Linked DNA regions of Homo sapiens: region 1 is linked to region 2. Evidence: chromatin contacts called from ENCODE Hi-C or POLR2A ChIA-PET data. All regions are on one chromosome and are shown on one strand. The core of a region is the stretch at or near the end of the contact, and the rest is flanking DNA. Distances in the headings are between cores, read along the strand shown. Region 1 overlaps LOC105370777 (a long non-coding RNA gene). Region 2 overlaps LOC105370777 (a long non-coding RNA gene).

What was found. A loop is a pair of places that touch in the nucleus more often than their neighbours do. ChIA-PET counts read pairs that join two places held with the same protein, here RNA polymerase II (POLR2A). Pooled maps may share reads with other maps.
Region 1: a pooled map shows a loop between it and region 2 (2.0-fold over the local background). The contact joins two enhancer-like sites. A Hi-C loop is called at or near these places in 3 of 168 maps with a recorded cell type or tissue (IMR-90, PC-9 and mammary epithelial cell), 8 of 37 single-sample maps with no recorded cell type and 12 of 50 pooled maps. POLR2A ChIA-PET finds 5 or more read pairs at or near these places in 1 of 52 experiments (AG04450).

The regions. Positions count from the first base shown.
Region 1 is chr15:39,176,377-39,179,458 of GRCh38, forward strand. The region is part of intron 1 of LOC105370777 (a long non-coding RNA gene); the gene reads right to left. LOC105370780 (a long non-coding RNA gene) reads left to right here. Exons shown (of 3, transcript XR_007064591.1): 2 at 377-557. Among named protein-coding and RNA genes, the nearest start is that of LINC02915, 73 kb to the right of the region's middle. Within about 2 kb of position 1,340, at least 2 of the 41 ENCODE cell types and tissues checked have a DNase peak (open chromatin) inside an H3K27ac peak, as active enhancers do; they include mammary epithelial cell, where a contact is called at or near this core.
Region 2 is chr15:39,410,137-39,413,428 of GRCh38, forward strand. All of the region lies in intron 1 of LOC105370777 (a long non-coding RNA gene), which reads right to left. Among named protein-coding and RNA genes, the nearest start is that of LINC02915, 160 kb to the left of the region's middle. Within about 2 kb of position 1,620, at least 3 of the 41 ENCODE cell types and tissues checked have a DNase peak (open chromatin) inside an H3K27ac peak, as active enhancers do; they include mammary epithelial cell, where a contact is called at or near this core.

The DNA of each region.
Region 1 (3,082 bases), core at 90-2,589, 230 kb before region 2:
TATTGGTGACAGATGTAAGTTCTAAAACATAATTTTACTTGAAAGTTTAAATTCTGTCATTGGCAACAAATTCCATTCTGTTGAAGTGACAGGCTGACTTTGTTAATTTTAAGAAAATATCCTTGAAAGACCCAAGTCAGAATAGCTATCATTTGTCATTCTTTTAATGAAAATGGTGTTCCATGGAAAAAATATCTAGTTTGACTTGGAACTCAAATAAGTACACACTTTTTTTTAGACAACCGTGATACTTGAACCTACAGCACAAGTGTATGTTTATGTGTCACTTCCCATTTTGTCACACAGAATAGTAAAACAGGCGTTCTCAAAGGTCAAAATTTAACAAAATTTATCATTTTTTTTCCTGCTTCATCAGGTCATCTTTAAGTAAAAGCCATCTGATATTTTACTGCAAGCATGTGGCAGTGAAGACGACAATGACTGCTAGTATGGTTTGTGCCACTGCCTTGATTTCCGCTCAGGCACCAGCAGTCTTACCCACCATTGCTTTGGTGCAGTTGGTGGAGATATCAATGGATCAAAAGCGCAAGTAATATGTGAGTATTATTATGAAAGGAGCTTGGACCTCATGAACCACTTAGAAAGATATTGGTACATCCAGGGATCTGTGGATGACACTTTGAGTACCATTGAAATAGGAATTAATCCCTAGATTAAAATGAAATAATGGGGCTCAGTCCACAGTCTAACCCAATTTATAATTTGACTATGTTCAAAAAAGTTTACCTTCACATATTTTTGTTACTTTAAGAGCAATGTGCTGTCACTAAAGAAAATGATGACGTCAATTTTTTTTTTTTTAAAAAAAGCATTTTTGTTACTCATCACTTTGGGCCATTGCAAAGGCTGCCTATTGCTAGACAAGAAAGAAGTCATTTACCCCACATCTATGGTTGTTGTCATCAAATGATCCATTTAGTGACTCTCTCAGCAATCAATGGCAGTTAATCACAATGAGTGAGCAATTTTGGAAAGCTGTGCCAAGTGTCATTTTGATAACCAGCTTTTCAGAAGACCAGAGCTGAACAGGAGAGTAATGGGGGAATACAGGTATTCCCACATCAATTGGAGAAGTAATAATTCCAGCAACAACACTATTGTCAACATGGTATTTTCTCTAGTGATTCACTTCGTAACATGTGTTTATCCTTCCAGAGCAGGGAAGTATACACCTATGCCCTTTCAAACTGACATGTATAGAAGTCAGATTTAGGCTTTTCAAGAGAATTGCCCGGCCCATGCTGAAAGCTATAGTAGAAAGTCAGCTGACTCATCCAGAGCATTTTTTAACTCACCAACAAGCAGAGGCAGGAGCAGAGCGTGTCAAAGGCCATTTGAGAGCAGTTATGCCAACTGGGCAGGCACAAGCCATGCCAATTTTTGTGGTTTCTCCAATTCGTGTCAGAACAAGGACTTGACTCTCAGTTTCCCACACTGGGAGGGTTTCTCTGAGTTATGCCCATTGAATGAGTGTAACAAGGTGATCTGATTCATCCTTGGTCACGAAGCAGGGAAAGAAAGAGTATTTTTCTATTTCAATGGTTAAGGGCATAAAAACCATGCATTGGTCCCATATCAGTAGATAATCAATGGTAAAGCATAAGTATGCAGCCTTGGTGTAGAGAGTGGCACTTGCTACTCATTCTTATGTTTTCAGAGTCATCGTACTTGTCTTTATGTTTGAGCTTGTAGATGTGCTGCCATGAGGAATTAACGTTAGATTCTTGAGCACTTTCTTTCACCTATTTCTCAGTGTAGCTGCAACGCTCTGTTTACTGTGCTAGGTATGTCCTAGAAAGTCAAATGATTCAGTCAAACCAGCACCATCAGAGTCAGTGTGATCTTCCTAAGACACATCTGATCATAAAGCCCCAAACCTACAAATAAAGGGGAGGGGGCCTGCTGGCTAGCCTGGCATAGATCCCATAATCAGGGCCTTATTGACCTCTTTCATTGCATCTCCTTCACTTCCTCATTTGCCACAGGTTTCAGATACATGGATGTGTCTGCAAGATGCTAGATGCCTCCTGGAACACATTTGCCTGGTGGCAGGAGCCAAGTCCTGGCAGAAGTCAGGAAGCAGGTCTAACGGGCATCAGCGGAGAAACTAGGAATGCTAACCATTGTCTCTTTCTCTTTCAGAGCTGTCTCTCTTCATTTCCAAAATTAAAAGATTTTTACTTCCCCCCACCTCATTTATACATTTCGCTGGTCATTGTAGGCCTTCTCATGATATAAAAAACAATGACCATTACCTCATTGGTAAATAGGTAGATCAAAGTCTTTATGTATAGCTACGTATCTAATTTTTTTCCTTAATTATCTCAATACCAAAATCAAGACAAGTTGTGGGTTGGGTAGGCACAGGAGGATGGGAGTGGGCTTGCCTTCCAGGCAGCCTGACAAGCCTTGCCGAGGTCAGGTTGCTTTGCCATCAGAGTCCATCTTCTGACTTCAGGCATGTCAGGTCTTTGGCAGTCTCTCCTCTCTGGCTTCCCCTCAGTTAATCCCCTCCTGGCCAAGCTTGTCAGGTGGGCCCTATTTGGGTCCAAAGAAGCACTAAATAAATGTCGATTGAGGCAGCTTATCCTAATGATGGCAATTATGACAGTGATGTTTTTCTTTTAAGCCATAAAAGCACTAGATGTTACAGATGGAAGGGATTTTCAATAATTTTTTGGAGGAAGAAACTGAGCCCCTGAGAGGCAAAGTATATAGTTTGATTGCAAGTTCTCCCTAGTAGGAGAGGCCAGGAATCAACCAAAAGAGCAAGAAAAGAAGCCACTACAGTAATGAGCTTCGGCTGCCTGCACCTCTTCCAGCCACAAAGGAAAAAAAAATGAGAAAGCTGCCTCTATTCTACTTCTTTTCAAAGCTGCCCAACTGTTAATATTTTAGTAAGTAAGAAGCAGTGTCTAAATTCTCATTCAAGTTCTCCCATCCATTGAGTTAATAATCTAAATTATAAGAATATTTATTTTTCACAGGATTAAGTAAACTTTTACTTAATGTAAAAACATGGCTCATAAACATTTGTATTCTTCCCAAACTAATCCATATG
Region 2 (3,292 bases), core at 370-2,869:
AGTCATTGTTAATATGACACTAGAATCCTGTGACTACAACAACTCTAGCAACAAATTTTCTTCAGAATAATATCTCTGACTGGTTTATGGCAAGTGATTGGTTTATGACTGCTAAGTCCATCCTGATATGAGCTTAGAAGATGTTTTCCATATTGGTCTTGAAGAAACTTATACTTTCATCAGCAGGGGCCAGGACCTGAAGCTCCTCCAAGATTTTCCCAGTATCACCAGATTCCTAGGTCTATGACTCAGTTACAACATGTTCAATAAATATTGACTACGTGCACATGATTTTCCTATTGCTGTGCTCTCTGCAATGAGGAATGGCAATAAATGAAAACACAGTACCCCATCTGGAAGGAAATGAAATATCATGGATTTGGAGCCATGTGTTAATTATTGCTAACCTTCTCTGGAGTCCCTAGGTTAAGAGGACACTCCAAAGCCTCACAGTGCCCTGGAGCTATCATAGATAGTAACTACGATTCTCAAGTATCTTTTAGGCCCCAGTGCTCCGACCCCAATCGCACAATCCATTTGTATTGGCTCCCATTCCAGTAGGTGCAAAGCTACCTCATTCAAGTTCTTCCCTGCAGATTTCTCCTTTCAAGATGGTTGATTTATCCAGAAGTACAATCTAGCTTTTTCTAGTAAACTATAGGGCAAATAGTATTGTCGCACACTTCTGAGTTGGAAGTGATAAAACCGGAAAGATACAACAGAATAATTGAACGCCTCTTCTTGTATCCCAGCACCACCGGGTCTTCCTCAGCCTATTCCTGGACAGTTTAAACCTCAAGCAAAGGCTTTCTGTGCTCTGACACTCCAGGCTCACTTCTCCTCACGACCTTTAACTTGCTGCTCCCCTGTGCCTGGGGTGCTCCCCCAAAAAACGGCTGTGGCATTCCTTTCCGCACTGCATTCAGATGGCTGCTTAAATACCACCTTTTCAGAAATGCTCCCCTTGGCCACCCTACCTAAAAGATTAAAATCTCACTATCATCCTGACTCCTCTATCTTATTTTTTATCATTTTTAACCCCTTGAAAAAACGTATTTCTCTATTTTCTGTCTCCTCCCAGGTTACACTTGAATGTAACCTCCCTGGCAAGGGGAACTTTGTTTTCTGCAACTGCCCAGTTTCCCAGACCTAGGAAGTACTTCACTGACATATTTCGAGTTAAAACAAAAAAAGAAAACAATGGGTAAGACAGACTTATTTGCTTTTGAGTGCAGAGATCAATTGTCTGAGCAGGGAGGCAAACTTATCTTTAAAAGCTGGCTCTACCTACTAGATTATTCAGGTGGTGTTTTCTTTTTGCCCTGGCATCTTGTACCTTGCTTCTCACTTCCAGGACATATTTAGCCCAGAGCCTCAGGAAGGATTTGGAGAGGGCTTATTACAGGCTAAGATTTAGACCTATGCACATACCCAGACTCAAGATCAGACTTGCGTTAAAACCACAGACACAGAGCAGCCATTGACTCTACCACAATCAAAGTTTGATCATAACATAGAAATGGGAGATTAACTAAGAGGAAGCCAATTAGCCAGGACACTCAACCTCTTGGACCACAGCTGATTTTGAAAGTTAAATGTTTGATGGAATCTTGCTTCCTCATTCTCAATGACCTAAAGCAGAGGCACAGGGAGGTGAAATGGTTTGCCCAACATCCCACAGTGTATCAGCAAAAGCGATGGGCTTGGAAACCACCAGGTTTCCATTTCCTGTCTATGACCACACTAAGAGTGAGAATCCTCAAGAGGCATGCAGAGTAAGCTCAAGCACTGATGGTAAGGTAGGAGGAAGGAATCACACACACAAACTCACACTTTCTCTCATTCTCTCTCTCACACACACACCCCACATACTACTGATAAATGTGGGCTTCATTAAGTTGCCCTTCCCAAGTTGTCTATAAAATTGCATAAATATCAAATCTTTTCCTTGAAAATTTCCTGGATGAATGTGTTCTTTCCTCTATAAACTTGCTGAAGGCTTAGCTATTTCTCTAATCTTTGAGTATATCATTTCAGTTCTTGCCAGCATGAAACTATCTCGAGGGAGCACTGAAAGGAGCTAAGTCTCTTGCATTTCAACTTTCCACAATCCAAAGTCAACCCAGATTATTACAAGTTTTCTCACATCCTTCACTTCCCCCAGAGAGAACTATCTTTTGAGGAACCTATTTCATCTATGACAAATAAATGATCTGAAGTTTTATAACGCCCCTCAAAGAGCAAGTTTAGGCTTTGAGCACTTCAACAATCAGAAGAATAAAACAACCTAACAAGAGATGCAAAAGACCTGGAAACAAGTGGCAAAGGCAGATTAATAATATAATTTCTACCATCTTATTTCTTTTTGTCCTTTCTCTCACTACCTGGTTAATCTCTTATTAATAGTTCTCCATCAAATATCTCCCCTCGCCCTTTCAATATCTTCAAACTCCAATCTGATGCACAAAGCTAACAGTATAATCCTTCAGCTGATATTGGTGGACCCTTTACATCCAGTTATAATCAGTACTCCTCACTGTGATAGTTAAGGATCCTCACAGTCTGGGCCCACTCTATTGTGGTGGTCCCTAAGAGGAAGGGGAGGTGCATTGTGCCTGCATCCAGGGTACATTTTTGTCATGACTCCAGGTATGCTAGTGGTATTGGCAGTATCTAATAAATAAAGAGCAGAGATGCTGCTAAATATCCTACAATGCATGAGACAGCCCCCTGCCACAAAGAATTGACCAGTCTCAGTACTGCTGAGGCTAAGGAATCCTGTTCTGCAGGCTTCGCTCCACTCCTTTGTGGTTGTGTAGTTTTGTTTTGTTTTGTTTTTTCGATTGACTCTTTAATAGATGATTTGCAATCCCCTATACCTAGACATTGTTTATGAGTTCAAACCCTTGGACATCATCCTTGCCCCTCTTCTACCTGGAAGCCTTAGACCCTTTCTTTAGCTGGCAGACCCCTGCCTTTACTTTAAGGCCCATCTTCTCCTTGAAAGCTTCCTGGATGGATGTGCTCCTTGCTTTCTAAATTTACTGAGTGCTTTGCTAGTCCTCTCTTATGACATTTATCACCATTATCTGGAATTACGTACTACAGGCTCTAAGAAAGTAAAACTCTTGTTTGTTCAAGGTTATATGGCCAGTACCTTCGAAGAGTGGAATATAGCAAGTGCTAACGAATACTTGTTGATCAAATGAGGATTTATCTGTGATGTAAACTCACAACTCTCCTATCAAAGTTCCCTGGAACTGGAAACATCTTTAGCTCTTCTCTGAATCAT